2 separate regions of the Homo sapiens genome follow, and region 1 is linked to region 2. Evidence: chromatin loops called from intact Hi-C (ENCODE). Cell type or tissue: Calu3. All regions are shown on one strand. Links, peaks and the distances in the headings refer to the core of each region. The heading gives the core; the rest is flanking DNA. Region 1 overlaps AP1S2 (adaptor related protein complex 1 subunit sigma 2). Region 2 has its middle 58 kb from the start of AP1S2.

What was found. Peaks named below come from ENCODE experiments on the same cell type or tissue, not always from the same donor. Only the 100,000 strongest peaks of a DNase experiment are listed, where the experiment ranks them.
Region 1: it touches region 2 in a loop (11-fold over the local background); 15 of 110 quality-filtered maps call a loop at or near these places.

The regions. Positions count from the first base shown.
Region 1 is chrX:15,848,073-15,850,997 of GRCh38, reverse strand. All of the region lies in intron 2 of AP1S2 (adaptor related protein complex 1 subunit sigma 2), which reads left to right. Among named protein-coding and RNA genes, the nearest start is that of AP1S2, 5.3 kb to the left of the region's middle. In Calu3, for the core only: no CTCF peak of the experiment used is centred there; a DNase peak (open chromatin) is centred at 1,257.
Region 2 is chrX:15,910,988-15,913,912 of GRCh38, reverse strand. No RefSeq gene overlaps it. Among named protein-coding and RNA genes, the nearest start is that of AP1S2, 58 kb to the right of the region's middle. In Calu3, for the core only: no CTCF peak of the experiment used is centred there; no DNase peak of the experiment used is centred there.

The DNA.
Region 1 (2,925 bases), core at 158-2,657, 63 kb after region 2:
AGGAGACAGTTCTTGAGTTTGAAAACTGCCGTTGTTGATCAAACTTCAATTTTATAAAGAATGCAAATTTGGGAGAAGTGACTTGTCTAGGGCCATATGCCAGTTAGTGATTGACATGGGGCTGCAACTCAGATCTTAAGCTTAGAGGCAAAGATTTTAAACAGGGCTGGAAAAAGATCAGGTTTACATATCTTAAAAGATTGAACTGAGACAATGGATGAGGGCAGGAGGGGCTGAGACTGGCACCTGCAGGATCAGTAGGAGACTATGTGAGATCCTGAACCCAGGCGCTAGAAAGGAGGGCTGTCACTAAATAGCCATTATCAAATAGGTAGGTTTGATAAGACTTGGTCACCTCTAGAAGTGGGAAGAATATGGGAGGTCGAGGCAGGAGAATCGCTTGAGCCCAGGAGTTCAAGTCCAGCCCTGGCAACTTAGTGAGACCCCGCCGTCTCTACAATTAAAAAAAAAAAAAAAAATTAGCTGGGCGTGGTGGCATGCACCTGTATTCCTAGCTGCTCTGGAGGCTGAGGTGGGAGGATTGATTGTGCCTGGGAGTTCAAGCCTGCACTGAGCCCTGATTGGGCCACTGCACTCCAGCCTAGGTGACAGAGTGAGACCCTCAACGACAACAACAAAGCGGAGAGAGCAGCGAAGGAAAGGGAGGAGTGGGGTGATCTCCACATTTCTGGTTTGCTGATGGGGTACAAGGTGAGCTAGATAACTCGGCTTATTTTGGGGTGAGTTGATTTGGGGATGTCTATGTGACTTTCATTAAGAGAAGCCTGATTTTCTGGTGGGATGTGGTTGGTGTAAGTATGGAAGTCTGGGGAAAATAAGACAAAGTATTAGATCACCAGCATTCAAGTGGCAGGCAAAGGAGATGAAGAAGGGACCTTCAGAGTGGAATGAGAAATTTCACCAATGCCAGATGTTGCATAAAGTTCAATGAAAGTGAGGAAGGAATCTGGTAGATTTTACAGTGAGCATTTCATATAATGCCCTTTGCCAGAACATTTTCAGTGGAATAGTGGAGATAGAACTCTCGATGTAATGGGGCGAAGTGTGAAGAGGTGGAGAAATTTAAATAGCATGTGTAGACTATTTTGGGGAACTTTGCTGTGAAGGACAGGAGACGAGGTGGTAACCACTCATAGACATAGGAGTGGGGGACAAGGTTTTTAAAAAAGAAGGTGTGAGAGGCTTAAGCTTATTTCTAGATAGGGGAAGGAGTCCCCCGTGTGGAGGAGGAAAATACCAGCAAGGGATTCAATCCCAGGAATGGGCTGTTATGGGAAGAAAGGAAAGCACTGCTTGGTGTTCATGCACATGTCACTCAGTCTGTCCGTGTTGAGCCACTACTTTTTCTTTTGAAAGCTACAAAGGGTATCTAATCCAACTCTGATACTTATATCAAGCACCTTTAAATAAAAGGTGGACTTTAAAAAAAACAGCTTTATTGAGATATCAGTCATATACAAAAGGTGGAATTTATCAGTTCTTTCTCTATACGTTCCCCCTTCCATTTCATACTGAAAACCTCATCTACTCTACCACTTACGGACATATTTTTTGTTGGTATAAACAGGTGGTTTGTTTTCCCTACTGCTGGAAGCGAAGAGCTTTTTAAGCAGGAGAATTACTGCTTAGCGCCTGAGAAATTCTGGACTGGGACTTCTGCTGTTCATATCAGCAAGTGATTTTTGTTGTTTTTGTTAAATTATCTCATCTACATTCTTCATCCTGAGTATTTGGCATACAAATTCCCCCTTTTGAGAGGGGAATGATGGATAAGAATAATATTAGCTGAAAAGACAGACTGAAAATCTGGGGACTTAAGTTCTGTTCCCTTTGTAACGTTAGCTAGTTTTATGACTTTAAACAAGTCACTTTGTTTCCTTATCTCTAAATGCTCTTGAAGATCCCTTCAAGACAGAATACTGTGCTTTTTTGATTCCTGTTTTGTGTAGCATTTTGTGGAAGAGTCACTGGATTAAGGTCTTTTAAAATTAATTTAAAAACATATATATCTCCAAATTACTAGCTTGATAATTTGTTAAAGAATACTTACTGATTTTCTTTACTAACAAAAGAATTTTTAATGACATACCAGTGGGTATTGAGAACACTTCAGCTACATTCACCCACAGTCAGCTGATATTTAGCTGATATTTAGCTGACTGCGGAGAAGTCATGTGTTTTGAATATAAGAATAGGCACTTTCAGATGTTCTCTGAGTGCCAGTAATTAGAGTAAGCCTTAATCCACTGTGCTAAAAATAACCAAACATACCTTTCTTCTTACTAGTCTATTATTAATTTTACTTCAGATTTAGACTTACAAATAGGCACTAAGAGAACAAAATGAGCTCATTATTGATTTTTTTAAAACCATTTGGTCCTAAATATAGGAAGTACACTTCAGGTTCTCTTGGTAATCTTTTACTAAATCAGTATGGCATATTTTACTTCTCTTCAAAGCTCTTAAAATATTGTTTCGAGCACATTTTAATTTTTGCCAGGTATGGGATTACGTTAATGCAATTGCTGGCTATAGTTTTTAATGTAAAACTTGGGCTCTAGAGTCAAATTGCTGTTCCTAGGCAGGTTACTCAAACCTGGGTCTCTTATCAATGCAAATAATAATGGTATCTCATGGATACGGTTGTTGTGAGGATTAGAGTGGTAAAATATGCAAAAGCCTTAGCTAACATTTAATGTCTCATGTAGGGCGAGGATTCAGTGAATGGTACTTAATTATTATGTTTCTGTTTTTTTCCTGCCCTAAGCTTTCTGGAAAGAGGTACATTATTATCCTGATAGCTATCTGTTCACCTACACCAAAGAATTCATTAATTTGATTATTCTTTTTCCATTCCGAGTGAAAGTAAACATTACTGGCTGGGGCTTAGACACATTGTTTCTG
Region 2 (2,925 bases), core at 143-2,642:
AAGCTGAAGTGAGCTGTGATTGCACCACTGTACTCCAGCCTGGACGACAGAGTGAGACTCTGTCTTAAAAAAAAAAAAAAAGGTAGTTTAGGGGTACATTTACTGACATGAAAAGATGTTCATGATTCAGTTAAACAAGAAACAGGTCACAAAAATATGTGGTAATGATCTTATTTTATTTGATAGCTGGCTTCATAGATAGATACAGAATACAGATTTGGAAAAACATACATGGAGATGGTTAAAGTGATGAATGATGCTCAGAGGGAGACTGTTTTGTTTGGATTGGGTTGGGTTGGTTGGGTTGGGTTTGGTTAGGTTTGGTTTGGTTTGGTTTGGTTTGGTTTTGTGCTTCCGTTTTTTATTTCTCTGTAGTGAATACAGTTGTTTTCGTAGTAAGAAAAATACATCTTTTTTTTTCTATTTTACTTATAAAACAGTGTTGGTTTTCCTGGTGTTTTCCTTTCCCTTCCCTGCATTATCTCTTGCTCTATAACCTTGAGAGTGGCAGCAGATGGCAGGGCAAGCATGTGGATGGAGGGGAGGGGAGGGAATCCCACCATATGGGAATCATGACTCACAGCTTTCACAGCTTGTGGAGCACTGAGGACCAAAATACATACAGAAGAGTGGAAGGGGCTTAGAAAAAACCTCCTGCACAAGGCTCAAATCCTAGGAAGCTGAGATTTATAGTACATGCTGAGGATGACTAAAAAGTATTTTTAAGCTATATTGGAAGGAAGATGAACAAGCAGGGAAGAGCATCACTGCTAGGTAAAGATGTTGCATTACCAGATCGCAGGGAGGAGAAGCCTTCAATTCCCATTTTGCTTTAATCTCAACCATAAATAAGACTTTCTTCTTTATCTCTTTCTTGGCCATCATCATCACCAGCAACATCAGCATCATCACCACCATTAACATTGTCACCTCCTCCAAAATTACCACTATTATCATCATCATCTCCATCCAGATAGTTAAACGTCCTAAGAACAGCAAATGTCTTATCCTCTTATATATGCTGGAACATTCACATAATCCTACATAGTTCAGTAAACATGAATTGACAAAGATGAAGGCTCTCTTATTAAATGAGAAGATAACATGATGCTGCTAGGAAGAGGTAATATATTGGATGAAAAGTTTGTAAACTTTGAGCCAACATTTCAAAGGGAGAAAACTTTTGAATCATGTATCCCCCCATGTTTATCTGTATTTATTTACAAATTATATACATGTTCTACCACTATAGTCCAATATTATATACATTATAACATACACATAAATTAAAATTTTTTAATGTTGCCATGAAAAAGATAATTTTTGGGTGGTTTGCACACCCTGCATGGGAAACCACTATTCAACATGACCGTATCAGAATCAAAAGTTTTTTAAATAAACCTGTAAAAGGAGCTGTAACCAACAACAGAAGATTAAATACAGATGAGGATCAAATGCTGCATTTTGAATTCCCAAACTGAGCCTAAGTTGAGGAATTTAATATGCAAGCGCAATCTTGTAATGCCAAAAAATCACCACCAGATGACTTGTAGCTCTAGTGATTTAATATGGGTGGACTGAGCAATAAGCAGCATTTAAAGAAAAGCCAACCTTGACAATTATTCAAATGTCCCAGATGGTGCCCTGTTCCCTCTACTATCACTATTTAACATTGCTGTACTAAATTGCTGTATTTTCTTTCTAGGGATTTATTGGAACAAAATAAGGTCTCAGAGGGCAGGAGCAATATGTGCTTGCTTCCATCACTTTTGGAAACTGCCTCAATACCCAGGCAACCAGAAATTTTCAATTACCCAAGAGAGCCCTGTTTCTCATCCCTATGGGGATCAGTATCATAGGGTCTGAGTTACTAGTTATTAACCACAACAGAAGGGGAAGAAGGAGGGGACCATCCTTGTTAATTCACCAGTCTGGTCTCCTTGCACAATTCTACTCAAGCCTAGATACTGATGTCATAATTTGAGGTCAGATTAGGGAACTTCTGCAGAAACCATCACCCCCACAGAAGGGAGATGAGGCAACCAGAATGTGCCCTGAGTAAGATAGCACTTCAGCCCTAGTGGCTTTATGGAAAGTGGTATAAGAATAGACAGAACAAAGACTTTGGAGTCAGACAGATCTACGATGGAATCCTCCATCTGTTGCCCGCTGCCTGTGTGACACTGGGCAAGCAACCCAACTTCTCCATTATAAAATGCAGTTAGGAAAATGTCATAATATATTTTAGGCTTATTGTGAGCCCTGGATATAATATTTTTGGATCATCAGCCACAGGATCCAGGCTCACCTTCTGCTTGGTCCTGCATAAATTTTAATACCTGAGGCACTAGTTTAAAACACAGATTGTCAGGTTTCTCCTGATGGCGTAAACGCAGGGTGGGTCCCTGCCTCTGGGGAATCTATATTTTTTAAGAAGCCTCGGCAGGGTGAGGTGGCTCACACCAGTAATCTCAGCACTTTGGGAGGCCAAGACGGGAGGATCACTTGAGACCAGGAATTTGAGGCAAGCCTGGGCAACATATTGAGACTCCATCTCTACAAAAATAAAGATAAAAATTAAAAAATTAGCCGAGCATGGTGGCATACACCTGTAGTCCCAGCAACTTGGGAGGTGGAGGCAGGAGGATGGCTTGAGCCCAGGAGTTCCAGGCTGCAGCAAACTAGGATCGTGCAACTGCACTCCAGCCTGGGTGATAGAGTGAGACCCCATTCCTTAAAAATAATTTTAAAAACAGAAGTCCCCTTCTACCACCCAGGTGATTCTGATTGTGAAACAAGTTTAGGAACCCCCGAACCAACAGTTATTTACCATTATTGTGAGCATTATTGATTGGTATTTTTGTTACTTCCTGCCCACCACTGTGGCACAGCTTCCCGGTCCCAGGGAACCATGGTCATAGAGCT